Linked DNA regions of Homo sapiens: region 2 is linked to region 1. A link is a loop called in an ENCODE intact Hi-C map of the cell type or tissue named here. Cell type or tissue: IMR-90. All regions are shown on one strand. Links, peaks and the distances in the headings refer to the core of each region. The heading gives the core; the rest is flanking DNA.

Region 1 (15,549 bases), core at 2,452-10,451:
GCGCAGAGTCGCCACCAGGGGGCGCCCATCTCCCATTGCAGCCTCAACCGCCTGTCAAGTAAGGAACAACAGCAGCCCACAGTATTTTCCCCAGAGACAGAAACATAACCTTATTCCTGTCACAGCTCAAAAAGAAAGAAAAAGAAAAAAAATGGAATGCAGAATTTACATAGAATTCTTAAAATATGTTTTATCTCCATTGTCAGTAACCCCCAGCAGACCAACTTTTACTTTTATTCCTTCAATAATTTCCCTCTGTAAGAGAGCAGTAAATCATGGCTGGTCTATTTTATCTATCAATCAAATGATAATTTTCTTAATGTTTGTTACCATAGCACCCACAGCCTGTGCTCCTCTGCTGCCTCTGTTTTCTTCAGCTTGGTTCACTGTTAAAGGTAAGCAATCAAGGATTTCTCCAGGGGACTCTGGAATGAGGCGAGGGAGTGTGGAGAGGGAAGCCCACGTAATTACCACGATGACGGGTTGACATCGTAGAATCCAAAAACGACTTCCACCCCCTCACTTTAAAGATGAAGCAACTGAGTTTCTAAAATAGCACTGCATTATGCGAACTGAGCTTGCAAACCCAACAGAACCCACCTTGACAAATTTTAGCTCAATAATGCCTAACATTAAATGACATGTTTCACCCTGACAGCACCTCAGAATTTCTTTCCAATTAATTTTTAAAACATTTCTTTAGTCACGTGTCAGTTTTATTCTTTAATAGAAAAAAATTCAAGAGAAATCTCAGGCAAAGTGTCTTTCCTTTTATCTCCTAAGACAGAATTGGAATTAAACATATGCACGGGGATGCGCTTGTCATCAAGATCCGTGGTTAGAACATTTGGTCATGACCTTCTGTAACATCCTCAATCAAAAGCATTCTATAGTAATGGACATGCATTCTCAGATATTTCATTTTTTAAAGTAAGTTCCTGGCTTACTAAAGGATCATAGGTAGCAGATGATCAAAAATATATACATTTAAAACTTTCAAATTTGGTACATGGTGATGTGAGCACCATAAAGAAATGATGCACGAGATACTGAATTTAGTAAGTGTGACCAAAATGGTAAATAACTCCTGATCATTTACAGAAATTGTTCATTGATTCCAAGGGGTGATATTCCCTTTTTTGTGAATAATAGGAATCCTAGGTATCAGTATATAGCCAATAGGACAATGACAGGAAGAACTTGAGATCTCTAAGATTCTGGGTACAGAGAACGCTAAGAAAAGGAATCACCATGCCACTGGTTTGTCACTAAGGAGAAGCACCTTGAAGAAAACTGATGCTCACATGGACAGTATCTGTCATCAGGCCATGTGCAGTTACGTGCTTACAGAATACTTTTTTTTGAGGTCAATAAGAAAAGTAAGTGAAGAATCCTCGATATCCTAGAGGGAATTCTCCGTCCTTCTGGAAGCTGTGAATTGGATGCAGTTCAAATAGTAGGAAAACCATTATAATTAAATCTGTTGAATTTGAAGGAAACTCCACCTATTCCTTTAATTCTTAGTGAGAAATGATTGCATTTTAACATCTAGAGTGGAAATCAAATGCTTGATGATTTTTTTCAAAAAGAAAAATTGCTGGAGGCAAGAGGAAGGTCACCTTACTTGGTGAATTCTTTTTGATGAAGTTACTGCATTTTACTTGGTTTCATAACCTACTCTCATTTTTTTATTTTATTCTGGGCATACCATCTCCCTTCCCATTTCTTTTTTCCCTTAAACTTTGATATATTTATTAAAATATTTTGTATGAGATTAAATGATGCTATAACTACACTGGTCTTTTTATTATTCTGTTTTCAGAGAAAAAAAACAGAATGTAAATGGCTCACATTTACTTGCAAACTTATTTATAATGTAAACTATTTAAAAATCCGTGTACATTTGTAGGAGACGGACATCCAAAAATGTGCAACTTAAAATCTGGGAACAAATTATATGCACATATGTCTTACTAGTTTCCTTAGACGCATGACAAGCCACTCCACAGTTTAGCCAGTGGTCCTCTGGGAGCTGTCCTCTATTCTAACATCATCCAAGATGAAACCCATTCTGGGGCCCATGTCTGGGACTCTTATAAGCAACGGGCAGGCAGCTGTGATGGACAGGAGTAGAAATCTCCTTGCTCAGGTCCAGCAGTGCACTCTTTCATTTTCTTTTTCATTTGAGACAGGGTCTCGCTATGCTGCCCAGGCTGGAGTGCAGTGGCAGGATCACAGCTCACTGCAATCTCCAGCACCTGAGCTCAAGCAATCCTGTCTCTGCCTTCCAAATAGCTGCGACTACAGGTGCACATAACTGTGTCTGGCTAGTTCTTTTATTTTTAATTTTTTGTAGAGGCAGGGTCTTGCTACGTTGTCCAGACTGTCCTCAAACCCCTGGCTTCAAGCAATTCTCCTATCTCAGCCTACCAAAATTGTGTGGATTACAGGCATGAGCCACTGCATCTGGCCTCAGCAGTGCACTCTTAAGGGACACCTGTAACCGATGATGGGAAATGATGGCTGCTAGTTATCAACATGAATGAGAATTCTTCAAAGAGGCACAGGTCACACCTTAGAAAAGAAGATCAATATGAAAATTATTATCTTTTTCTGTCAGATTGTTTTACAGAACTTCAGGGTGAAATAACCTCAGAATTTATTCCATATATTTTCGAGCAATTTAAACATAAAATGAACATTAACCCAACTGAAAGTGACATAAGAACTACTGTTCTTAGGTTTCCAAATGTTCAGTGATGAGATTATCCTAGGGGGCCTCTCACGGAGATGGCACTTTTCTCTGGATCTGATAAATCTCTCTTTTCCTGCCACTTTTCCTTAATGACGTAGCTATGTCTATGAAGAAGCTGTTTTTACCAAACTCGAAAACAATTAAAACTGCAGACTGGATTCTCTGCCCATGTTGTGAAGTGAGAGATTTAATTCTACCCTGGCATTCTGAATGTGTATGGAGGAAGTGGGTGAACATTCAAACATATATTTCAGATTCACAAATACAGATACATGTAGGAAAAAGAAGATAAACGCAAACACCTCGCCCTTCATTTGGGTTTTTTGTCTACTTTGAGAACTTGGTTCAAAAACTATTGTTCTTCTCTAGGACAAAAGCCAATGTGAGTGTAAATGCATAAACACAACCTGTACATAAAAATCGAATAGCTTCTCTGAAGTCCTCATGTCACAGACACCTCATTGTCCCACAAGAAAAAAAAAATGAAGGCCTTATCTTCATGGTTATTTGTGGAATGTTGTATGCAAAATTCAATATGAATTAATAGCCTGTGTCTGGTGAATTTTGTCTCAAACTCAAAGCAAGAAGATATTGATATCCTCCTTCCCTCCTTCCCTTATTCCTTCTTTCCCTCTTCCCTCCTTCCTCCCCCTCCTCCCCCTCCAGCAGAGAGGAGCTACATAAAAAATGACTTGAGCATCAAGTCAGTAGAATAACACACAGGCCTGTGAAATCATTCTGCATTTCACTTTCTCGTGTGCAACGGCTATGGCTGGTCAATGACATAACTTGCCCTTCTCTCTTATCTGTAATCCTTGCAGCATATCCACATGGGGGAGGGTTTGGCCATTGCACTTTCTAATTTACTAGTGAAGGGGTGGTGCCTCTGAGAGAATGTACAATAGAAACAGGATGAAGGCCAATGCTCCTGACCTTCAGTCACGTGTTCTTTCCACAAGCTTGGGCAGCATAAGAAATACTAATCCAGGCTGGGCACAGTGGCTCACGCCTGTAATTCCAACACTTTTGGGAGGCCAAGGAGGGTGGATCACTTGAGGTCAGGAGTTGGAGACCAGCCTGGCCAACACGGTGAAACACCGTCTCTACTAAAAATACAAAAATTAGCCAGGTGTGGTGGTGCACGCCTGTAATCTCAGCTACTCGGGAGGCTGAGGCATGAGAATCACTTGAACCCCGGAGGCGGAGCTTAAAGTGAGCCGAGATCACACCAGCCTGGGTGACACAGAGCGAGACTCCATCTCAAAAAAAAAAAAAGAAAGAAATACTCATCCAGTTCTTAGGGCGAGCTTTGGCAGACTATCTCTTGATAGCTTATCACTTAGAACACTGTGGCTAATGAATACGTATGTAAATAAGCGATGCTGAAATAATTTGATAAATTCTCATGTTGAGCATCTTAATATGCTACTCTGTTTTAGAGGAGTTTGGCAAGTCTAATGTCAGAAGAGCATTTTCATGTGTCTCTACACATATGATGGTGTTTTATCCTTACACTTGAAAACAAAACGTGCTACAGCTTGAGCCACGTAATTCCAGGGACGCCTTATAGCATTATTGTTATAGAAGAGAATGCAGAGCCACCACTCGGATTATCACACCACCCTGGCAAAGTATCTTGTTCTCACCATTTAATTATCTTTTTATTTTTTAAAAAAAGGCTCTTGCTCTTTATATCTTATTCTGTCTAAATTATGTAATGCTTATAAATATCCAGAAAAGGAGTGCTGATATTGGTGTTTTGCCCAGTCTGACTCATTTGCTGAAAGAAGTAAACATCGTTTAATGGATAGACTTGTTGTGTGGCTCTAATAGACACACACACACACACACGTACAATTTAGGCAGATATTTTTAATGCTCTTAATACTTTTTACAGATAAAGTAACATAAAAATTCTCAGAAAATAAAATAAAAGAAAATAGGCAAGAGAACATAAACTTCTGACTAATTTGAAAAGCATTATTTCACTGGCCTTAGCACATCTCCTGTTCTTATGGAATTCAAAGGCAATGCAGGCTGAATCTAACCTATACTAGGTCACATGTAAGTATATCTAATGATTGCTAATATTTTGCCATCAGATTTCTTCTTTCACACAGTGAATAACTGTGGTCTCAGTTACAGATAGACCATGTGGTACAGAAGCTGAATCATTTCCAGACCTGTTGAGGGGAGCTTTCGGTGCTTCTATTAGTGAAAGTGCGGAAAACTACCAGCCGCATCTTCAAGGTTATATCAGTGAAAGGAAACAGCAAAGCAAACAAACATCACACAAGAAAGCAAAACCACCGGAGACTGGTGTACAGACTCCCACCCGGCACTGTACCTGTACAGATGAAACTGGAGAGGCCTCCGTAGATGACTTCATCATTGTCGGGCAATATAAATGGACACCTCGTCTGAACCTCCAAACAGTATTGCTTGCAAGGAATTGTCTTTCTGCAGTTAAACTGTGTGACTTCAAAATACTGGGAACAGAGCCAGGCTTTGTAGACAATCTGAAAAAAAGAGAAGAATGAAAAATATAGAGGCGTGACAACAGTTACAGTGATAGAGGCACTGTGAGAAGCGTGCAAGCGTGCTGTGGTTTCAAGTGGATCCTAAGAGAGCCCTCATTGTGAGAAAGCGTATTTACACAACGACAGCTGCAAGTGATAAAAACACAGCAACGAAAGTCTCCGCAATAAAAGCAAAACAGTATTTGATTGCATCCCTAATAGAATGTAAAAGGTATTTTGACCTTTAATTTTATGTGGCTTATTTGAAAATCAGTGGATTTAAGCAGGAAGTTAATTTTTCAAAATTCAGCGATATCTAAAGTAAAATAAATAATTGACTCTATTGCTCTTCTGTGCTGTAGTTACTTGCAACGTGGCTGATGAGCCAGTTCCCTCCACACGGAGTCCCACGTCTATGCCTCCATAGGACGCTAGATGGCGCGAAGCACTTTATAAAGATGGCCCAGCAGGGGTTGGGAAACTGCTGTTTAGATCTTGGACTTTGAGAGGCAGAGAACAGGCAGATATGGACATTTACATTCATGACTCACACCAAATGCATTAAAAATCTCACTGTCTGAAAGCCCAGAAACACCCGACATAGAGCAGACATCATATGCTGTGGTGTGGTTGGGAGTAGGAGGGAAGCCTCATCAGAGCCACAGCTTCAACCTTCTGGATGATGTGCAAGCCACATCAATGTTTGCTACGTATTTATGTAATTTCATCAAATGTGAAAGGACTGGGACTTCATTCATCTCTTTGTTTTGGTGGCTATTTGGGAAAACAAACATTGAAAAAATTGCCTTTTTCTGACACGAAGGAATAAGCTGATCTTAAATTCAAATACAACAATGGCAGATGTACCAATTTGCAGTACAGGTTACTGAAATTCAGTTATTCTCCAGGTCCTTGGCACTAATGGCTTTTACTTATCTATTTCTAGGGTTAATATTATCCAAGTAACATTTTGCCGGTTATATTTTACCTAGAAAAATGGAGGCGCAGCAGTTAAAGGTAGCCTAAGAGATTATAAATACCTAATAATAACAAGAATAATAGCTGGTATTTATCAACTTTATACTCTTTTCTAAGTAAGCTGTAAACTTTTTTTTCCATGTGATTCTCAGCATGCACTTTTGACCATAACTATTACTCACATTTTGAACAGGAATAATATTAAGTAATAGTACTATTAGGTAATGGAAATGGAAAATCCAGACTTCAAACCCATGTTCTGTAGGGCTCCAAAGACTGTGTTCCTAATAGTTATCCTATATTTAATCTGAAAACTACTTTTAAAGCACTTATGAAATCACAAGGGAGTTTGCAGATGAACCTAAAATCAGCATGGCCTTCCATGCCCCGGGTCAATATCTATTTGGTAGAAGGAGGATTGTATTTTTTTATTCATAACATTAGGTTGATCAAAATGACGCTTTATTCTGTGATCAAGGTGACTTGGTAGAGGTAAAATGAGATAAATATCAAAGTGAGATACACTTTTAAATGGCCAAAAGTAATTTTTCTTTGCCAGTCATCAATGGCTCACAATCACCATGTAACTTGTTAGTAAAACCTACAAATAATTAGAATTCTTATAGGTCTTTTGAATGAGTCTTCTCGTAACAGTGTACACTGAAAAACTGCACTAGAAGAAAACGTTACAATAGCCGAAGAAACCTCTAAGAATTCTTATGCCAACTGGGAAACGGAGGTGGGCTGTGGCTGTGTGCCCCAGGAGGACAGCAAGAGGCTGCCTCAGGGGGACAGGTGAAGGTGGAGGTGGTGCCGGCAGCAAGAGGCTGGAAGCACCAGCTTCAGAAGAAAAAGTGAAATGATTTCTTAACCAAACCATGGGGAAGTTGAAAACGTTTGTCAAAATGCCATAGACATTGACGTTTGTGTAATATGACATGATACGTAATATGACATGACATTTATTATGTAAACTAAGCTGTAGTATAGGAATGAGCCATGTATCCTCTGATTCCTGGGCTTAATAACCTTTCTCAGGTACTAGAGGAAGCAGGATAGGCTTATACCTGCAGTTCAAAAAATAACATTCCATTATGAGGACAGCTTGCTTTCCGCACATTTCTGGGATTCTAAAGTCTAGAGTTGCCTGTTTTTCTTTAAGGAGTGCCCTATGTAATGCCAGAAAGTGGCTCATGTTTTCATTGGCCAAATTGGGGTCCCCATTCCCACCGCTCCCTCACACGTTGCCTTTCCACCGTTATTCCAGTTAAAATGGGTTCTGAATAGGGAATCGCATCCTGCAGCCATAAAGTCTTAAGAAACAACGTCTCCTCTCTCGCAGACGGTGGGGCGTCCAGTATTGGAGTCTCTTCAGATCTAGCCATCCTCTTTGCAACCACTTTCCTCAGCATTGCCCGATGGGAACATATCCATTTTTATTCTGGCTCCTTAAATTCTATTTCCGCTATATTTCCTTTGCAGATTTTTTTTTAACTCAAAAAAAAAAAAAAAAAAAAGAAAAGAAAAAGAAACTAGTAAGAGATCACAGCATTTTTTTTTAAGTATCAGGTAGTAGTTAGTTATGAAGAAAAGTGATCGAGCATCATTTGCAAAGCCGCCGGCAGAATCCCAGACCTTATACACTGAGCTATGACGACCTCTCCGGCCAGGCTCCACGGTGGCATCCGTTATGAGCTACCTCCTGGGCTTTGAGTGTGCAATGAATATTCCTCATTTGAGTATTAAATATTTTCTAAAATTTTAGCTCTAGGGGTAAGATACATCAGAAAACAAGTGGGGGAAACCATGTGAGCTGAATCGAAATCCGAAGGACGGAGGAGAAATATTTTATTGCTACTTAAGAGATTAAGGATGAGAAGCAGATGTTACATAACTAAAGTCTTTATCTTCTCTGTGTAGATGTGTTTACAATAAAAGAGGCAAAGCATACAGCACATTTGCTAAAAATATTTCAGAATAAACTGGTAAAAGTTCGCATGGGAAGTAAACAAAAATTCTTCTAGAATCTTGAAAATGATTACTTGAAAAGTGAAATAGCACGTTAGTAAACACCTGAAAACTGTGTTATGTGAAGAACGGAGAATACCTGAGAATATACTGCGGCTAAGAGCAAACGAGGGGTGAGGTTCTTACAGTTATCTCGTGTCTGAGAAACGGCCAGGTGCCAATGACGATGGATTTAAACAATAAATTGTGGAATCACAAAACAAAGACAAGAGAAAAAACAAACAGGTAGCTACCAGCGTGATATAAAGACGAGCTTTCCTGCCAGAAGAGATGCATAGAAATACAATGAGCTATCTTCAAATGTGCCGAGTTCTCTAGAGCTAGAAAAATTCCAATAGACTTTCAATACCTCTTGTCAAAACACGATGAGGAAGATTCCTATGTTAGGAAGGTGAGAGAAGGCCATGGCTCCAAGACACTTCCCAACGTCTTTCTAGAAGTTTTTGCAGGAAGGGGTTGAAAAGGATGTTTTGTGGTGGCACCGGGCTAGAAGAACAAATTGACTAAATCTTAAAAGTAATAAAGAACTTCAAACAAAAGCACATCATGAAAAATGAGTATATTTGTCTTATTTCATAAGAACTATGGAGTACAAAGAAGTCTAGAAATCTTTTTTATAATGGCTTGGCCTTCTCCTATAGAGAGAAATATTAGGTAAATTGCTTTTCTATGTGTCACTGCAGAGTATAAATAATTATATGAAACGAAAGAATAACTGTGGGAAGGAATAAAAATGTGTGCGAGGTCTCTGGTGACAGAGTAATGGCTCGCCGACATCCACCCACTCTTCCCCTTGATGGCCAGTGCCTCCATCTACCCAAGAAGCAGCTTGATTTGTCAGGAAATTATGCTCTGAAAGGGTATTTCAAATGGCCCACCGCCCCCACGCTCCTCCACTGTGTCCTCTGGAAATGACTTATTGACTGTCACAATCTTTGCTGGACAGCTGCCCACCATACAGTGTTCTCAAGGTGCTGTCTGCAAGAGGAGCAGACTACACTAGAAAAATGGTCCAAATGACAGCATCATTTTTACTTAATACTTGAATCGATTTTTCTCTTTTTCCCCTGAAGCATTTTCTCTCTTGCTATCTTTCCTCATAAAGCCCTTGAGACTTGTTTGGGAAATGTTTTACAAATAAGGAAACGTATACAGGGAAATTAGGCATCAAATAAGTGGAATTCAACTCTCTCCACAGCCCAGTCCATAGTTTTTTTCAGTGGGAACTCTTGTAACAGGAACTCTTCTGAGAGGACAGAAAGTGAAGGGAGCATTGGATACGTCGGGGTCTCTGGAGTCACTAAGGTGAGACATTCCAGGGTGGAAAGCCTTAGAGACCACCTAGCTGAGCCTCTGTTAACGTCGGAAGTGGGGTCTAGAAAGATGCAGATGACAGCTGAGCAAGGTAGGGCCCCTGGGCGGCTGTTGAAATTACACTCCATGTTATTCGGAAGGTATCACTTGAGTATTATTCATTCCGAACATATCCTTTTTCTTTTTTTCTTTTTTGCAAGTCACTTCATTTTGAAACTCACTTGCAGTTCTGCAGAGTGGGCTGTATGAGCCCCCACCCTCTACCTCCAGACCTACGTCCACATCTACCCTGTGTTTGGATTCTCAGCTGAGAATCCCTTGGTCACACAGGCCTGTTTGAAGAGGTGATCAGGGAGAGCAAAGGCTGAAGAGACCAAGGAGAACCCAAGAGAGCTCATCTAGCAAACTCATTTTCACACTCTTAATGAAGATTTTTTTTTTTTAAAGCTTTGGTTATAACGGCACAGCCTCCGGAGACAGACCGAGGGGGAGTACTTTGCTTCCTGATTACGGGGAGTGATGTGAAGCCACGAACTCTAGAAAGAAATGCGTTACATGCAAATCTGGACAATCCTGAAGTAGCCCATGCATTTGTGAATAGAAATACTACACGGGACCAGGATCACCATGGTTAACAATGGTGCCATATAGACAGCTGGCAGGTGTGCTTGTGTGGTGTCCTCATGTCCTCTCTTGGTTCTGGGCATTCCATTTGAAGATAGCTAATCTGTGCAGAACCTTTCAAAAAATGCCCTATGATTAATATTTTTCCAGCAGAAGGTCAGCTTCTCATTACTTTTTAAATATATATTACCCCCATCTCCAAAATCCATCTCTCTATTTTAGAGCAAGGTAGAAGATTGCTAATGTAAATATATGTTAGCCTGCTGAAAAAATATCATGTTGGCTATATATTTTATCACAAAGAAAAATGTCAGATATTAAAAATGGTTGTCAGCTTCAAATCAAGAGGCTAAGCAGCTGCTCTCCCTTTTCCCCCACTTATTAGTAAGGACTAACTTTCCTTTCACATTTGTAGCATTTGTTGATACATTTTATTAGATCCATTTCTGCCAGCTCTAACCCCGCTAGCGGCCTGAGTTTTGGGTATGTGTGGGTGAAATAATTGGTTATGTAAGCATTAGTCTGCGACAGCAACCGCCTCAGGCTAATGCACTTTGACGCATAACGCATGTTGCTACAGTTTTAAGTGAGGGTGAAACTCAAAATAAATTTTCACGTTCCTATGTCTGAATGTCTGCTTTCTGCTATGTCTGTGTCAGTGTCTGGTGAAAGCACATTGCACCTAGAAATTGGAAATCGTGATATATTCTGAAAGGGAAACAAGAAAGGCCCCACTGCTTGAGGCTGAGCTGAGTCTGTGAAGTAAGCTTAAGGATGGGCGGTAAGCAGCGCTCTGAGCTTCTTGATCCCTTGTGGGGGGTCTTATGACATCAGCACCCCTTGCCTTCTAGGGCTTTGTCTTGGCTCCATTTCCTGAAGTAAAACGCAAATGTCTTCCTGTTTTCTGGTGGTGACCCACTTTTTGAATCCTGTCATCACACTTGGTCTATTCCCTTGCATTTCAGGGCCTCCTGAGCTTGTTGGCTCTGTCCCACATTTCCCAGTCCACCCAAACCATTCTCAACACCAAAATGAGGCTCCTGCAGTGCCCATCCACGCCAGCATCCCAGACTCCATTTATACAGGAGAGGGAATCAGTCTGAACATCACAGGGCCAACGCAAGCCCAGTTGGCCAATCAGGGTATGGCACCACGGAGCTGCCCAGACATATGATTGTACAGAAGGTGAAAAGCAGATCAACTCGGCTGTGCTTTCGCAAATAGAGAATGTGCCCATCCAGAGATAATCTGCACAGGGCTTAGGAAAAAAGGGAAACCTAAGAAGCATTTGTCAATATGTCTCCAGCGTTATGCAAAGGAAAACGTGTCCTAACTATGACACAGAGGCAACTTAGTTTTCTCTTTTTCTCTCTTCCTCATTAATAAACGTCTCATGTAACAGTCAATATCTTCCTTGTTTTATCTTTCACTTCATCTCACTATGATTTGGCCTCAGCTCGAACCACTCCACTGAGATTGTTCTTTCCAAGCTCCTTGGCCCCTCTGCTGACAAATCCAGCTGGAAAATCAGTTGTTGTCTTATTTGACCTCTTGCCAGCCCTGATCATGGTTGATTGAACAGCTTCCGGAAATGCCACTGGGACTTGTTTTATCCTGGTGTCCCTCTTAGTCCTCTGCCCCTCCTTCTCCATCTTCATTTGTTTGCTGTTGCTGTTGTTTGTTTGTTTTCCCTGCCATTCCCCAAAATGTTAGTATCCCTCCGGCTTCTGTTCCAAGCTTGTTTCTACACATTCTTTCTGGGCAACCGTCCATCCTCGTGATTCAATTGTAGTCTTTAAAATAGTGAAGCCTAAATCTTCATTACCAATGCTGATCTCTCTCTCTCTTTCTCTGTCTCTCTCTTTCTCTCCCTCTCTCACTCTGTTTCAATACCTCAAGCACTACAAACTCTAAAGTGGAATTCGGCCTCTTCTTTTCGGAGGGAAGCAGGTGAGAAACCTGGGGGTCATCCGGGTGCCTCTTCCACGCTCCACAGCTCTTCAATCACCACGCCCTGTGAGCCTGCTTCCTCAATAGCTCTATGTCTGCCCAAATCTCTTGATTTCTACTGACACCAGTGCTGCTCGCGCCATCAGCATCTCTCACTTGGATTTCTGCCTTGGATATACCCCGTGGAGCCTACCCTTGTGCCTTCAGTTGTGAACTCCTGCTTCATGCTGCAGTTAGAGCAATCTATAGAAAATTAATTTGATTATTCCAGATTATTCCACTACTTCATTTTTAATAATTCAGCACCCCACCCCATCCCACAGCAACACCCAGGAGAATGTTCAAAGCTCCTAACCGATTCACAGCTCTGCGACCTTGCCCTGCTGAGCAGTCGAGACTCATCTCTGCCCACTCCCACCCGGCACTCTGCTCTCTGGCCACAGGAGTGACAAGCAGGTCACTCGATGTGCAGCGTGCCCTCGGTGGCTCTGCACCAGGCTCTTCCTTCCACCTCCCTCACGAATCCCTCAGCCTATTAATTCCTGTCCATCCTGTGTGACCTCACTTGGAAGCCTTTCCTGCATTCCCTCTAGACCCTGCAATGAGCTCTTCTTCGGCAGTTCAGTACATGTGATGCTGTCTTCTCGTCTGCCTCCTTCCCAGACCCTATGCTCTTGGAATGAAGGCCAAGCTTTGTGCCTTCTTGTATCCCCAGTGCCCTGGATGTATCTGGCAGAAATTTACCGTCAGTGGAATGCCCACTGGAAACTAGTAACATGGCCTTTGGGCTTGCATAATGATGCCCCGCGATTGGTTAGCGTGAGAGCCAGTCCACCTGGCCCTGAGATCCTGCCCAGAGCAGAGACTCAAACCAGGAACCCTGATGAGCCCCCAACATATTAAATCCTAAGAATCCCTTTTCATATGACCAACCCAGTGGCCGTTATTGAAGGCCGAAAACAAAAACAAACAAAACAAACAAACAAACAAAAACTAAAGAAATAAATTTTTAAAAGTCCACTTCATGAAGTGAACCTCTCCTTCCAAAAAGACCCCATGGTTCAGGTCCTAAAGCACAATATGGGATTGGGTTGCAAGCTGAGAAAGATTGTCACACAAAGATGGGGAATGGTGTGGTTTATTGTTCTGAGCTCATGGAAGGCCACAGAGCTTCAGAGGGCAAAGTATATTTTATAGCTGTTATTTAAACGGACACACTACTTTGGCTGGGATTGTGGCAAAAAGTGTTGAGCAGAGAGGTTATACTAATTCATACCTTTCCAGAACAGTTCTATTATATATCCAGAAATGAATATTAACGATGATAATAACCAGTGAATTAACTTCACAGTAAATAAGGAAGCGTTTCCTTTGGTGTGAAGGAAGATCTCTTTTAACAAGCTGCCTTCACCGGATTATCATGTTAGTGACGAAGATGGTGGGAGCTCTGCTGTGGGCATCAAAAAAGAAGAAAGTCACTCCATAAGACTACTTCTGAGTGTTGGCCGTGGATGGATATAACTCAATAGCCTTATCTAGAGTCGGAATGGGCCCGTAGTAAATGAAAGCACCTTTTGTGGACTCTCAGCCAACAAGCAATGCCTTAGAAGTGCAGAGTATTACATGTCCTCTAAACATACCACTTATTTAACCTGGCCTGTATGGACTGTCACAAAAGTGCCAGTGATCCTATTAAAATTTATATCTCTAAAAAGGCAGCAAGTGAACACTTCAATATAAATTCAATTTTGGGCTCCACATCTTGAGTGAGTTGAGAATGTTGAAAAGGGTTTAAAAAGTGGGAAATCAGTCTTCTAAAGAAAGGGAAATGGAATTGAGTCTTAAATAAGAAATCTGAAACTAATCTAAGGATATAAAGGGATAATATATTCACCAAGGATAGGAGAAGAGAGAATGTGTTAGGCTTTCCTTCTTTTCCAGAACTCATATAAGATTTCATGGAGCACTTGATGATTAATAAATGAATGTTATCTTCCATAATCTACAATCTATTTAGAAAATACCAATAATACCAACGCACTGAGTAGAGCTATAATAAGTAATCAGTAAATTCACTATAAAATGCAGATGTATTCGTTTCTTCATAAAACCAAAGAGAAAGGAACTTACTGTAACAGCCTCACTTAGTAGAAATGGGCAAAAAAAAGAGTCTGAAGAAAGTTAATGCATAACTTTGTCATATAATCCAAAGTAAAGGATGGAAAATGTGACATAATAAACTATAGTTAGTTATCTAAGAATCTGATACTTTTACATAGCTGTGCACATTATAGAACTAGAATATATAATGCTTTTGGTATGTATCTAAAAGTTTTACTTCTTGGCCATATTGTCAGGTCACTTGTGTACCAAGAGTGCATGATTGCCACCCTACTTTACCAATGTCACAGTCACAAAAATTATAATTGAAACAAGAATAATCTGCTTTTGCTCAAAGAAAATCTGCTGTTCCTCAGTGGAGCAGGCTCTTTGCATTCTTTGTTTTTCCCACAGATGCCAGCATTTCTGATTTTGTCATTGCATTTGCTCCTCAAGAAACAGCAGCTAACACCACACTATCTTTGTTGTTTTCTGCATTATCTTAATGTGTCCTGCTAGTGAGAAGCTGGGAAAGGTATGAATGCAAACCCCTTTTGTAAATTAAGAGCCAACCGGCACCCTGGGAATGGAGTAGAATTGTGTCACGTGGTTCTTTAAACATGTTGCCTATTTAAACCTGGTCTGCATTACTGTCAGAAAAATGCCAGTGATTCTATTAGAATTTACATATTTAAAAAGTCAGAGTGAACACTTCAGTATTCTAATTGAAATACAGACTTGTAGCCTGTTACCATGAAACAGAGGACTGGCTGCCTAGGTACCATCCAATCTGTCTGTTAATCCCACATTTTTCACTGAGAGCCAACTTTGGAGTCTGACAGTAGATAGGTGCCTTGGGGAGCAGAGGTGTAGGGCAGGTTAAAAATTTCATCATAAGACATTTTCCCTGGCATCAGAAATAGTGCTGTAAAATTTGAGGAGCCAGGGTAAGATGAATCCCACTGTGAATGCTCCCGTCAGTGCACCTCCGTGTGGAGGGAGCAGAAGTCAATGGGGGCTGAGGGTTTCTGGAGAAGAGAAGAGGACGGCATGTGAGGGAGTGAGATGGGCATGTCAGAGAGAGGAGTGGGGTGGAGGTTAGTGTGCTTCTGATATGAGAAAGAGAGGGAGGAAGGGCAGAGCATGGGAGGAAGACAGCAAGGGAAGGAAGGAGATAATGAAATGTATATAATATAAACACCATAGAATACTAGTCAGCCATAAAAAAAAGAACAAAATTTCTTTTGCAGCAAGTTTGCATTGAAGTAACTCAGGAATGAA
Region 2 (15,549 bases), core at 4,941-12,940, 880 kb after region 1:
TCTCCGTCAAGAGAGCCCGCTGTGGGGAGCATCACTGACCAGCTTCAACCATTGACACTTGAGTCCATGCTGCATTTCCACTGATGTCACGGCCCCTCTGGGTTACTACCAGGCAATGACCATGGTGGTGGCACTGGTGTTGCCCATATCTAACTGACATGGGATCCTTTCCACAGGCAGCCTTTGCTTGGAAACTCCTCATTTGCCTGTGAAATTTCCTCAGGACTCCACCATGGTCACACACTCTTCTTTCTAATTTGCTCTCCCGCTCCTTTCACAGTCATCTGCATCATGATCTGAAGACTTTTCCTGCCTGTTCCCAACTGAGTCCTCCCCTTTTATCCTTCACAGACATTTCTCCTAATAAACTTTTTCCATATCTAATCCCATCATGGCATCTACTTCTTGGAGAACCCAGAGTAACACACTATCATACATTATATTCTTGGCATTTGTTAAAGCTAATTTTCACAAGTTAGTGTTACTCTTCCACAGTTTACAGTGATAAAACTACTTCAACCTTGAAATATGGAGCCAGAACATGAACTTGATTCTGCTTCCTCATTTGCTTGTTCTCAAATTTCATGCTTTCTCTACTATACAACACTGCCCCCAAAGACAAGCACAGTCCCTTTCAAATAAATAAAACGATGCATGAAGACTGAATCATATCATTAGGCAAATGAACATCATATATATTTGTATATCTCCCCAAAAGTCCTATAGCAATTCAGATGTGATCAATTATATATGTATGATCTGTCCCAATCTATTTTTATCTTTTTTTCTTCTGAGAAGTTTCTGGAATTGACTGTCTCAATCTTGACGAACTGCTTAATGACATTGATGAAACCTTTCAGAAGCCTAGAAATCTGAACAATTCCATAAAGTACAAATATCTCCTAGAAATACTTAAAGCATATCTTTGAAATCCCTGCTCCACCACTGCTTAGAGATTTTCAATTTTATCTAATAGGTTCCATAAAAAATACTACAACATTTCAGCTCCTGTGTATGATGGAGAGACTTATAATGACAACCCTAAGGCCTAGAATTAAATCCTGAATCAAAAGTGGCTTGGAATCCAAAAAGATGAGATTCCAGCCTTAAGGAGCAAAGAAACTCTATAAATGTAAGTGATGATTATTAAGAAGTGACTTTAAAAAAAAAAAAAATGGAGTCTCGCACTGTTGCCCTGGCTGGAGTGCAGTGGCACGATCTTGGCTCACTGCAACCTCCACCTCCTGGGTTCAACTGATTCTCCTGCCTCAGCCTCCCTAGTAGCTGTGATTACAGGTGCCTACCACCACGTCTGGCTAATTTTTTTGTATTTTTAGTAGAGATGGGGTTTCACTATGTTGGCCAGGCTGGTCTCAACTCTTGACCTCGTGGTCTGCCCTCTTTGGCCTCCCAAAGTGTTGGGAATTACAGGTGTGAGCCACTATGCCCGGCCAAGAAGTGACATTTTTACACCTGGACTCACTGTGTAAGAATAGAGCAAATTTTCCATCTTCAAAATCTGGGAAATTTCTTAAAAAATGAAGAGCAGCACCCATGTCTCCAAATTCCAACTGAGGTAGTGACAGGGCCAAAAGTGCCAAACCACCCACCACTAACTACTCTCAACCAATGGACAGGCTGAGCTTCCTCAAGTGTCAGGCCTGGGATGTGCGTTTAGCTTGCTGTTTGGTAAATGAGACACTGCTCTCTCTTTGACATTAAAAAAAAAAGTATAAGCCATGATTAATACATACCCTGTTTAAGAATGCTAATGCCTTCTGGAAAACAAAGAGTCATGAGCTGCTAGCACACTCCAAATTCATATGTTAGTATCCTAGTTTGAAAAAGAAAATGTGCCACTATATCAGCAACAGTTACATAAGATTTTTATTATGTCTAGCAAAAATTTTAAAACTCTAACTAAAATGGAAAGGAGGAATTGAAGCAGGATTTTAAAATATGGTGGTTCAGGAAAAATACTAATCGAAGTGTGTAAGGTTCATTTAAAGAAACACTTGGTATTTAATTTGTATATAAAACAAACATTATCATTATTTCAGCATTATCAAAAACAATAAGCTCTTCTTTACAGAAAGGTTATTGATTCACTATTAACTACAGATATTAACTAGTACTGTTTTGTCCTAATAGTAATTTGTATGGCTCTTTTAATGATCTTACTGACCAACTATTAATATCTCGTAATATTGCCTTTTTATTATCATCACTATCATGATCACCATCATTATCATTACTGTCTTAGTTCTGAAAGAAGAGTTAGTAATCATCTTTATCTACTTTATTTTACCTATGAGAGGTAATGTAATTTTCCCAAGATAATAGTCACAGCCATTTTAGTTATCCACTTAAGCAGTTTTTCTGTCTCTGAAGTTAATGTTATTTCTCATACAAAAAATAAATAAATGAAACAGGACAAAGTATGCTAGATTGTCCATTATTAGGAAATATTCACTGGAGTATTTACAAACAAAGAAACATTATTCTTGCCTCTAAAATAATTGAGAAAAAATTTTTAAATGCAGTAAAATATTAATATTTGAGGATTCTGTAAAGGATATCCAGCAATTATTTGAACCATTCTTCTATATTGCCCATAAGTCTTTAAATATTTTTTTTTTAAAAACCATTTGGAAATATTGTGCAATAAATAACTTTCATTAAGTCTATATAAACTATGATAATTTTTTTTTCTGATGATTAACAAAGTCACCAACATCTTGTAGGACCTTGCCTCTCGTATAAATATGAATAGTATTGATAATTACTGTATAGAAATGTAAGAAACATTAGGCAAGAAATGGAGATATGTTTAGTAAGGATTTCCAAATTAGAAGTATTTTTGGTTATTGCAATGTTTATTTTAATTCAAAATAATGTGTGTAATAAGAAAGATATTACTTTACTATGCATTAATATTTCAAAAATTGTAAGTAGAGTCAACATGTGTTAAATATCTGCCAAGCTTTGTGCTGTATATTTTAGATAGCTTTACAGATAATTCTATCAGAACTTTTAGAGAAGTTTGATACTAAGCCCATTTCATAGATGAAGACATTGCATGTTGGAGAAGTTAAATAACTTTCCCAAGGTCACAGGCATTAAACAGTGGACCAAGTATCAAGCACAATTATATTTTCCCCCTATTTCTAAGCACCAAATAGTAGCACTATTGCAATGTGTTTGGCAAAGGAATTGGATGCTATGCCCTATAAGTTACATTTAAAGGAACTAGACACATTAAGTCCTGAGATGAGATGACTTGATGGTTATGATCTCATAGGCCAGTCTCTGGGATAATTGGCAGAATTTGCATAAACATAAGTTCTATTCTTTCAAACTATTGCAGAGATCCATTAAGTTTCTATTAGTTAAAAAAATACTAATAATGAGATTCGACTTTTTTTTTTTTTTTTTTTTTTTTTTACTGTCGGAGAAAGAAGCTGTAGTAAAGCAAGGAGGAGAAGGCTGTATTAAACAGTGTGGCACAAGATCAGATTCAGAGACATCAATATGAACTCAGGTTTACTTTTATACGTATATATGATAAATGCAGAAATAATTATGGATATGTGTGTATGCATAGGTTAGAAAGCATGCATCTATTTCCTAGCTCTGTCTGCTGAGAGACCCTAGAGGCAGCTATGCTCAGTATAGTGGATATACTCAGCAACCAGTTCTTGGTTTCTAAATATCATTCTCTACGAAAAAGGAACGAAGACACCTTGGAGAAATGGCTGATGGAGGGGTGGGGCAGGGAAAGTATAAGATGACCCCAGAGTATTTTGGAATCCCATAAAGTAAAGGCTGAAAACCAACCAAACAAACAAAAAGACAGGGCTGCGTCAAAAGAACACAAGAGCCAATCTGAAACAGCTCCCAATGGACAAAGCTGAAACAATTTAAGCAACAAAAAAAAAAAACAATGTAAAATGAGTTTATATAGAAAAGTACTTAAAAAAAAAAAAAAAAACAAACCACAGGCGTTTATACTAAGACAGGTAAATGGGTAACCAGAGGCAAAACTTCATTACAGAGGAATTTCAAAGAGCATATGTAGTTACTCTCCATTCCAGAGGTGGAACTACTTACTTCTCCTAAAGCATAGGGTTTATTTCCTGCCAATACTGCCCCCTCAACCCCGCAAAAAAAAAAAAAAAAAAAAAAAAAAGAAGGAAGGTAAGAAAGAAAGCAAGCAAAAATGCAAGCAAACAAGCAAGCAAGCGAGAATAAGGAAATACGAAACAAAAAGTAAAAAGCCATTTATTTGCACTATTGTTTTCTCTATATTGCTACCAAAACTTTTTTTTATTTTAATGTCAATATACCTCATCAATCAACAATATGGCCCAAAAGGCCCTCAAAATATGGACTGCTTTCTCTACTACATTTCAATTTATTGTCACCATTCTAATAGAATCCTTAAGTCACCTAGAAAATTTTAAAGGAAATCCAGATACTGTAATGCAAAGTAAAAAGCAAGAGGAAGATGGTCAGCTGGTCAGCTCTGAGAAACTTGTTTATTTTAAGAGGAAAATGCCATTGTTCTTTCCCAGAGTCGGGTTTAAACACAGGTAGGTAAATCATAGCAGAACAGAACCTCAATAATGAGTCATTTTAATGTGAATAGAAGCATTCTTCATTTACAGTGGCAATTTATGCTTGGCAGGACTTTTGTTCTCTCATTACTTGAGTTTCAAAAGATCCTAGGAATGTGAGCTGCACGTCTAGCATGGCATATATAGCATTTTTCAACCCATAGACCATTTTCCCAGGGCTGGTTGGTAGGCATAAAAAGAATATCTGATAAAAGGGGCTTTTTCATTGGTTCACTAATTTACTTAATATGAAAGAAAATTAAGCTTGAAACTTAACTTTAAAATACTTGGTCATTTGCAAATGCTTTTTGCAATGTCCCATAAGAGCTAAGTACTTAAGATGCAAAAGAAAAAAAAGACTGATGTTCAGACGTCATGAAGAAACAGGCATTCTAAGTCAAAGTAATTTGGAAAAAAGAATTAGTCAAAGGTTCTTGGCAAAGTTCCTGTGTGATGGGAAGCTGTCAAAATGATTGAGAACTAAAGAGGTTATGACAGTTTAGTATCTCCAATTAATTTCATTATTTTATTGAACTTAGAAATAAGGTTGCAAGTATGTGCTTATCCATATTCCTACTCTCTAATTTTGAGCAATAATGTCGCCTGCCAAAAATAACCTGTTGTTTTAACCCTAGCCATTTCTTTCTGTGCTAGGGCTACCAATTAAGATCACATGAGTACTTTAAAACTAATACTTATAACTACTATAGCTTTCTGGTTTATAGATTCCATTAGGCTTACATAAAATATCTTAAAGTTATAGCAATCTATTTTAAGCTGATGACACCTTAACTTTTATCACACAAAATAATTCTGTGCTGTTTACTCCACACTCCCCAACATTTTGTATTTATGATGTCATAATTTGTACATATGTTAAATAGCTTGGTTAAGCCGTTCCACAACTTATACATACATCAAAACATCATGTTGTACGCCATAAATATATACAATTTTTTACTTGTCAAATAAAAAATGTTTATATAATTTGCCATGTGTAATTAGCTGTGCCCAAGGTGATATATATAACCACATATATTTTTAAATTGTAGTTAAAAAAAAAACAAACTCACATCCACATAACATAAACTTACCCTCTTAACAACTCAGGTGATACCTTCAACTCCTGTATTTTTACATTTGTTCTTTGTGCCTAATACTGTGAAAACAAGTTGAAATAAATCAAAGCCTCAGTAAGAGTGTTAGATATGAGTTCTAAATTTCTCTTCAAAGAATCAATATGTCAGTATGTTCAATTCTTTGCCTTCTACTTTTAAACTTAACTTCCTCATAAAGCAACCATTTTCGATTACCTGCTCCACCCTGACTCATTCCGATTAACTGCTCTGTCATAACCATTTTTCCTGCCAAACCACTCACCCCGTCACTCTCTTTAAATTAGCCAGTTGGAATTAGTTTAGCCTGTACAGTCTAACCCTAGCCAATAGGGGAACTACACTGCAGCAGGGGCCATGTGCGTCAGGGACAAGAACGCCTTCCCCTCCCTCATCCAAGTGTGCGCTCACAATTGCTCCATCTGTAAGGGTGCACCCTTCTATAGAAGTACATTGCCTTGCTGAGAATTAAAAAGAAAATTTTATATTCAAGTGCTATTTCTTTTGTGGCACCAAGACTTTATTTATAACAAGAGGTTCTATATGCTTTTGTCCCATGATCTTGAATTGGAGAAACTCATTTGAACCTCTTAAATGATTGTCATAAGCTCTACAGTCTTGTCATAGAAACACAACGCAGCCTGGAGCATGCCCTCTGGGGACTACAAGACTGCCAGTGAGAGGCCTTGCATCTGGAACATTCAGGATTTTGAAAGGAGTTAGCCAGCTTGCTTCAGGCACACTGCAAAGGGAGGGCCCCTGGAGAGCCTCCGCCCCACCTCTCAGGTGCTTGTACCGGATGTTTTCTTCACATAAGGCAACTTGCAAAGGGGGCTTGCCTAAATATGCCCACAGTGGACTAAGGGCCCACATGTACACTGGGGGAATGGGGTGGAGCTACCAAGAATTCACACCTTACACAAATAGGGAACCCAGCCCCATCAGCTTATATATAAAAAAGCCCTGGCATTCTACTGTAAAGGGGGCAACCGGGAACCTGCTTTCAGGACCCCTGTCTTTGCTGAGAACTTTCCTTTTCGCTTAATAAATTCTACTCCAGTCACTCTTTGATGTCCATGTGCCCATTTCTTCCTGGCAATGAAACAAGAACCCAGCCCTGGCTGAGCTAAGGAGAAAAAAATCTTGCGTCAATTTCTCCACTGACACTAAGGGTCGCTTACAATGGGAGTCAACAGAAGTTGCAAACCCAGATTTATATGGAAACTCTCACAGTATTGAAATGTCAGTCCAGGGTGTTCCTTAAACAGTGTGTGGAATATATGTGTGTGGATAACAGTTTGCATTATACTGTATATCTCTTCTCAATCAAATCACAGACTTCCTGTGAGCAGAGGCTATTTTTGTTCAGGTTTGTTTGACGCAGCCAATGCAATGCCTTATGCAAAGTGACCATTTGTGTTTGTAAACTTGAGTTTGGCAAAGACCAAAAGAAACATCCAAAAAAAAAAAAAAAAGAAAAGAAAGAAAAGAAAAGCATTATGCAACTTTTCCTTCAAAGCCCTGAAGGTCTCACATGGTCTCACCATAAATATTTTACAAAATGAAGTGAGCTATAAATTCTGTCCATCAGTGGTCCTGATTTGGAACTAGGGATGGGGACTAGGAATAATTATGGCAAAGGGCATTATGATTGACAAATGATTTGTTGCAAACCAACAGTGAAATAAGCCCTAAGAAATCATTGCATTTAGCTAATCAACTGGGTTTTATCAATTGGCTTTTGTTATTCAGTTTTGTGACAGCTGGTTCTTTCAAGAGGTTATTTTTGATATTGTGTGGCTTTGCTTTACACGATATCACATTTCCAACAAGTCTGTGTTATTATTTTGTATTTAATGGTTCTAAAATGAGAAAACACTTAACCACTCCAGAGGTAAAAAATAAACTTGCATTCTTCAAGTCTGTTTGTATAGCATTCTTGCAACTCATTGTGCTTTTATGAAATAGTGTTTGGGTGTTCCCTTGATTTTCCTTGTTGTTTATGTTATTAATGAGACACTTATAAATTCTTGTACAAGGGAGCTAAGAAGTATAAATGTTATGTGGGTGGTATGCAATCAGGATATATATGAATGACCACTTTTAAGAGTGGGAATGATCAGACTGATTTCTCCATGTTATTATGTTAATTAATTCACATCATAAAGTTTTAGTCCATTTCCTTTTATTAAGAAAACTTAAGACACTTGGCATACAGATTTAGATTTAAATATAGGACAGGGTCAATGGTCACATCATAGCCAGACGATAGGAGCAAAGCAGAAATCTTTCCTCAAAACTAGTAGCAAACTAGTTAAAGAAGAGGAAGTTGCATGAAACATAGAAGGTAAAGTGAATATCAAGGTTATGTAGCTGTTGTGAATAAAGCTGTTTTAATTTTCTGAGTTAGGGCTCCTTTAGTTTCAGATGACATATTCACAAAGTAAAGCAAATTTCATGACATGTAGCTGGCAGTCCAGGAGCTCCGTGGGACCCAGAAGTTGAACCAGTCTTGTTCTCCAGAAGGCTGCCCTCAAGTGGTGGCCAAGATGGAGACAAGAAGTTCCTGCTCTCTTCATTCTTCTGGCTGACAAGCCCAAGGAAATCAAAATCACATTCCTCTTGATGGTTCCAGCAATGACCTCGGAGCATTTTGATTGGCCCTGCTTGGGTCAGTGCTAATCCACTGGCTACTTACTGTACCCCAGGCAAACTTTTGTGAGCTTTTCCCAGTTTTTCCCCACTCTGGTGCAAGAGAGAGAAAAGAGTCAGAACTTTCTAAGCCATGGGAAAACAGTTCTACACAAAGGCTTGTTTGTTACCAGAAGGGGTATGGAGTCTTCATAAGACACAACCTGTGGTCTACCTGAGTGTAGCCACCACCAACCACTACATCGTTATTACCTCTGGGGAGGCTGCTGGAGCTCACAGCCTTTGACACAGACTCCTGAAGAATAGGGACAATCAAGAGAAGGCAGATACGTTATGTTCAAGCCCATTGCTTCAGCAACTTGATCCTGGTCTCCACTGCTCCCATCCTCAATTTATATTGGCTGTGTCTGTTTCTTTTTACCAATCTTGCCATTCTGATGCCAGTCCACAATCTGATTGCAATTTACCCCTGTTCCAGGGTCTCAGCAAAAATGACCCAAGACCCTTGTGTATATATATAGAGAGAGACTACTTCCTGCTTTGTTTATTGTTTTCAATTTTCTGATCTGTAAATAGTCATTTAAGTATTTTAGAGACAGGTGCAATATTTTATGTTAGCTTGAGTTCCCTGTAGGATCCTCTGTATTCTACTGAATGGTTCAGTGTTCTTTCCTGTAAAAACAGACAAGATAGATTCTAACTGAAGAAATCAGAGAGATTTTAGATTAGTTCCCCTGGTAGATGAAGTCTAACTCAGCATTTAAGGTTCAGATTTTTCATCTGACTTTTAAAACCCCAATGGATTATTCTATCCAAGACTCCTACGGGTTAGTGTTTGTATATAAAAGCCCTTCTGCTGAATGCTTTAAATCTGCCCTACAGAGTTTAATATCTCCCTTGATTTGAAGAGAAAAACATTCTTAGAGTTGTATATTTCTGTATCCTAACTCTGGGGCCAGGGCTGGCACTCTGGCAGAAGGGTTTGAAACATGGGCTGAAAATAGCTGACTTCCACAGGCTTGCCAGGGATATCAGATGAGCTCAGAGGACTCTCAAGAATTCTCTTAACAGCGTTTCTGCTATTCCTGGGAGGACGAGATAACCAACAGTGGCTAGTTTTAAGTTTTATAGCTTTTCTGATTACTATTGGTATTAAGAAATACTGTTAATGCCTCCCAGGGTAGCATTTGAAAGGGACCTTCTCAGTGGGATGGCATCTTGGAACTTTGTCTTTGCTTCAGTGCATAAACAGTCTGGCTCAAGACCAGCATCATATTATATATGATGAGCAGAATGGTGAACGCTGCCCTTGGGTGAACATGCAGAGTGTCTGAACTAGAGCTAGATCATCTTTAGGATATTTTCTGGATATAAAATTCTATTATATATCTATTCTGTATTCTATTCTGTATATTTTCCCCCAAATTAGGCACAAAGGCAACTTTTTAGTATATTTATTTGTAAGATATGAAATGATTGAAGGAAGGCCTAAGTCACTTCTATAAATGGGCACATACTTTTAAACAATCTAGACACTTGAAAGTCCCTTGAGGGGCTATCAAATAGAGGGGCCACATGCCAGAATGTCTTCAGAAGGGAACTACACACGGGGGGAAAGTCCACTCAGTTATTTGCTTAAAATGCAGCCATATAGCCTTTGAATCAACTCTCTGAACCTAACACATTCTGTTCATAAGATAGCCTAGACCTACTGTACATGTAATACAAATGAATGAGTTAAGAGCCTTTCGAGTTCTGTATACGAATTCTATAAGTGGTTTTGTTGGCATTAAAAAAAGGATAATTTTCTTGGAGCTCAAGCAGTTAACCCCTTTATAAGTAAAATCAATTGTCAAAAATAAAAAAAGAGAATCTGATGCTCTCTATACAGACAAGTGAATTAAAAATAACAAAACAAAATAAAACATGGTCTTCCCTACATCAGCAACTTTCACAAGCATTAAATTCACTTTAATGGTTTTAACTCTGGACATGTCCAGTGGCATGCTGACTGTGACAAAATCACGTGAAACCTACACGTTCTTTCATAATTGTTTCAACTCTATAAAAGAGAGATGACAGTTTAAGGATGACTCCACTCTGCTGAGAAATGATAGAAGAGAGAAGGTTGACAACACATACTTCCCAGACTGCATTCACCAAAATTCCTTATAATAGAAGGAGATCACAAGAGTTGGAAAAAGTTTGACTCCAGCAGCTTTCAAAACTCTGTTTCATCTTATTCTCCCATAGTGTTCTCTATAGGAAACGGAATCTTTGGAACTGTATTTAACATAACTTCTCTAGAAAGTACAACAATTTCTTAATGGTTTCAAGTATCCTTGCAAGTTATAGATCTAGAATGGAGATCTGCACACCAGCCAAATCTGGCAATGCCTAAAAGATGTAATTATCACACAAAAGGTAACAATGGGCTCATGTCATCCTGAGTGCTGACTCCAGAAGCCACGTAGATGAGAGAACAGCAAAGTCTGTCAGCTGAGTCCCCATGAGTTGGTACAATGTATCACTTATTTCAACGTTTCATTAACAAAATTAAGAAATTTATTAAAAAGCTAGAAAACCCTAAATCCTAGTTAAAAGTCTAGTTTTTCTACTGCCACATTTTATAATTTTACTCTAAAATTCCAAAATTGAATGTATTCTCAAGCACAGTTTTTCTACAAAGTTTTCTTCAAATGCAGAGGCATCTTGTGGTGGCTTGAAGTGTGGCCACCAAAAGGCCTATCTGCTCGGGACCTCAGAATGTGACCCTATTTGGAATGACAGTCTTTATAGGTGTAATTAAGGTAAGGATCTTAAGATGAGGTCATCCTGGATTAGCATGGGCCTTTATAAGAGACAGGAAGGAAGAGATGCTGAGACATAAGAAGAAGACAGTGTGAAGTAGAAACTGAAGTCATGCAGTCCCAAATGAAGGAACACTTGGAGCCACAAGAAACCAGGAGAGGCAAGGAAGGACACTTTCTTGGAGCCTTCAGGGGCACTGAGGTTCTGCTCATGCTTTGGTTTCTTTTGTACTTCTAGCCTCCAGAACTGAGAGAGATAATACATTTCTCTTGTTTGAAGCTAACCTGTTTGTAGTAATTTATTACCACAGCCCTAGGAAACTAATACACATCTTTAAGTAGTTGATGCATTTTTAGCAGAAAAACTATATAAAAATGAAATCACTTCTCTCAGGGTCTGGTATTTGCAGGAGTCAAAAATTATAACAAAAAAGATTCACTGAGTACAATTATCTAAGTGCATAATCTTGCAATTTCTTTTCAAATATTTTACCTAGAACTTAGGAAGATGTTTTTAAAAGGCCATTCTGTAAGGGTCTCCTGAAATGAACGAGGCTGAGATTGTAGATGCATGATGGGCAGTCAGTGATGAGAATATTCTAAGCAAAACTGAACATCTGAAGTGTGGACAAAAATCACTAAATTCTAAACTGTGTGAAAATGTCTTTCAAGGACAAGGGTAAAATAAAGACAAATAACGATGAAATCTACTGCCAATCTTTCCTAAAAGAAATCATAGAAGGTAAAATTCAGAGAGAAGTGAAATTACTCTAGAGAGCAAATCTGAGATACAGAAAAGAATAGAAAGCAAAAATGTTAGAAAATGGGTGAGTAAATCTGGGAATTTATGGAATCACTAAAGCAATCATAGTAATTTCTAATTTGTGATTAAAAAATAGGCAATATAGAACCAAGATACCGGACAAAATTAACAAGAATGTGAGAAAAGGTGAAAGGAGTTAATGTTGTCTGTTATTTCTACGGAGGTTAATTTTCATAATTTTAATTAAATAGGCATGTTATACCACCTATGGTAACTAGTTAAAAAATAACAAGGAGAGTATAACCTTCATACTAATAGGTGAAAAATGAAATGTGAAAACTAAACAAATAAACAACAAACCCTCAATTAATTTGAAAGAAGAAATGGGGTAAAAGGGGAAAAACAGAATAAATCACAAGAAAAAATGTGAAAATAAATCAATACATCAGTAATCGCAATAGATGAAAATTACTCCAAGTTTACCTTTCTCATAAATGTGGATTAAATGCACATTTTCAAAAATGGCCATAAATAGTGATACATTTTTTTGGGATGTGAATATCTGGGGACTTATTAAACTTCTCCAGAGAGGAGGTATCTTTCACTTGAGCGTGACATTAACTTGTGGAAGGCTTTGGACAACAGACTTGGATTGACTGATGTTCTGGGTACACTCATATTTTACATCCATTTTCTTCCTTTCTTTAAGTCTTTGTTTCCTTTTCTTCTATATGCTCTGTCTTCCTTCTTTTCCCCTGATAGCACTATTGTCTATTGCCAATAATAGGTTTCAAATTTAGGATACCTAACAGATTCTGAGAAAACATGTATACCCTAAGTGTTCGTATCAAAGGTAGTCAGGTTTTAATGCATAAGTATGAGAATCATTGAGTGTTCCAATAGTTCCCTTTGCATTTGGAAAGGAGAAAACCTGACAGACATAGGAATAGGAATTTTCTTCTGCACTCATGTTACTGCGAGGTTAACACAGCTTTGAGGCAGAATTTTCGTTCCAGTAGAACACTTCCCAGGTACATGGGGATGAAGAGTCACCATCTCTTCTACGCAGACATTTCAGAGTGTAAAGCAGAATAGAGAGCTCATTACCTGAGGGTTCACATAAGGAAGAAAAGTTGCCTGATATAAAATAAGAAATAGTATTTATTCTGCAGTTCAGACTCTGGTCTTTGCTTAAAAACGAAAATGGAGAGGCTAAAGTTCTGGAGGAGAATGATCTCAGTTCACCATGGTGGGAAGTCATTAGAGACTTACATATAAAGATCTAAGAAATGTCTTTCAAAAATATCAAATATAGTCGTTTCAGAAAATAGAAAAAGAAATAAAAGATTCTGGATCCTACTTTAACATTTTGAGCAATACAGGCATTAGAAGGATGCTTAAGGGCTGTGCAAGTCAATGATGAATGCCTGCTGCCTGAGAGTTGGGTAGCTCACCTTGCCTCTCCTGGTGGCCTGCTGAACGACAAGTTTTTAGAACTAATTATTTGTTTCCACTAGCAAATGATGCCTAGATACTAACATTATTGTATAAATTTTTACAATTAATATTGTAATAAATATAATGAGTCTGTTATAAACGTATTCCATGTTTTCCATAAAACTCAAAAAAGCTGTCTTAACCTTTTTGAATGAAAATAGCCACCAAAGACATATTTTCTTGTTCACAAACTACCCTTTGCAAAATAGTTACTCATTAAATATCGAATTCATCTCTCTCATATAAAAATGCCTGCAGGTGCAAATATATTTAAACAACTTGAGTGAAGGAATTAAGATTTTAAGTTGCTTCTCTTAAAATACAGAGGCTATTATATGGGTCATACATTAAAATTTTTTCTCCACTGCTATTTTAACTTTCTCTGAGGAATCTCCTTGCTCTTTCTGCCACTGCGGTAGAGCCCAAGACACATGGAAGCTTGGATGGCACTGTTGGGTGTGTGGCCTGCCCTCCATCCCCCTTCTGCTCATACAGGTAGAGGAAGCAGAATGTTACCAAGTTGATGAGAGTAATGTAGGAAAAAAAGAAAAAAAATTTTAAAAGAGTTAGCAGTGTAATTGAGACAAACCCCCTTTTACACAATTTATGCTAGATAAAATCTAGCTCTTTTGAGAACAAGGTTCTGTTGGCATATGGATGGAGGAAGATAGCTGGATGGATAGATAGGTAGATAGACAGACAGACAGACAGACAGACAGACAGACAACAGATAGGAGTTGTATGTTATTTTAAAGTGCTACCACCTGGAATAACCCTTAGTTTCTTTACACAGCCTGCTTTATAATATATTAGTGTCCTTTAAAAATATCCGTGGAGTCAAGGTTATCTTAAAGGAAAGACTATTTTATAACGATTATATGTTCTATGTATTAGGGACTGCATTTATTAAACCTAATACACCTTAACAGCAAATAATGTTAAAATTAAGTTTATTTAAATATAATTCTAAATCCCAGAGATAGTTAAAACTCTCCTTCTGTGATTCTTTTTAGAGAGGTGATACCAGATGAAGAAGAAAGTGATTAAAAATTCTTGTTCCTCAGAAATTAATTTATGACTATTATCAAGAAAACTACACAGTTTTCTTTAAACGCTGCATTTTCCAAACCATGGGATAAGCATAAATGTTCTTTAAAAGAAAAAGGTAGGTTTTTTGGGCAATATCAATTGCAAAATGGCATAGATATTTAATGTTCAAACAAAAAAATCAAGAGTAATTCACTAATTATTTTCCTATTTTATGAGATATTCGTAGAGAATTTAATAAATTATGTAAATGGAAACTCCTGATTTTCCTCCGTAGACATCTCTTCTCTTGCTTATATCATGAAAATTTGAATAAAGTATATTCATTCCCATGCCCGAAATATATATTCTGGTAGTTGCTATTTTAACAAAGATCCTTATTCTTGACTCAAGCATAAGTGTTTTATTGATTATTTTTGGAAAGCTATAAGTAAAAATGCGTCAGGTTAACTTAGTAAACAAAAAGAAACTTAATAGTAGGTGATTGAGTCAAAAATCAAGAACCACAAAATTTCAAAATACATTGGCTGGCAGTGGGAATTTAGCTTTAAGCACCCTTCCATATCTGGAAATGTGTAATTGATAAAAGAGAATTATATGTTTAACTTTTATTTCATTCTTATCATACACAAACAAAAATGACACAACCACTTTGAAGTGTTAACCAAAACTGAGTCACACTAGATATTAGCAACCAGCAATAAACTATCCTTTGAGTGGTTATTATCAAAAGGCTAGACTGAGTCACACCATTTTTACAATCAAATTTAACTCAAGTCCAATTGTTTGTCACAATTATAAAACGGTGGAATTTATTTTTCAAGTTTTAATTTTCTAATTTTCATCAATTCTAATCCTTGTTTTTACATTTTAGCATCTGTGATAGATGCATAGTAGCATTTAATATCACTGATAATCAGGTGCTTTCTGTCATGGACATGCAAGCTCTCCATATCACAGTTTAATTGGCAGTGCCTTTTCTTTCTTGGTGGTATATAACATAATAGAGTAATTTTTAAATAATATCATTTTAGTTTTCATTAAATATT

Evidence for each region. Peaks named below come from ENCODE experiments on the same cell type or tissue, not always from the same donor. Only the 100,000 strongest peaks of a DNase experiment are listed, where the experiment ranks them.
Region 2: it touches region 1 in a loop (9-fold over the local background); 5 of 110 quality-filtered maps call a loop at or near these places.

Annotation. Positions count from the first base shown.
Region 1 is chr13:107,205,482-107,221,030 of GRCh38, forward strand. It overlaps NALF1 (NALCN channel auxiliary factor 1), which reads right to left. Exons shown (of 3, transcript NM_001080396.3): 2 at 5,103-5,274. Among named protein-coding and RNA genes, the nearest start is that of SNORD31B, 110 kb to the right of the region's middle. In IMR-90, for the core only: a CTCF peak has its summit at 5,710 (motif pointing right); DNase peaks (open chromatin) are centred at 4,540 and 5,760.
Region 2 is chr13:108,078,619-108,094,167 of GRCh38, forward strand. No RefSeq gene overlaps it. Among named protein-coding and RNA genes, the nearest start is that of LIG4, 130 kb to the right of the region's middle. In IMR-90, for the core only: a CTCF peak has its summit at 8,264 (motif pointing left); no DNase peak of the experiment used is centred there; H3K27me3 peaks cover 309 bases.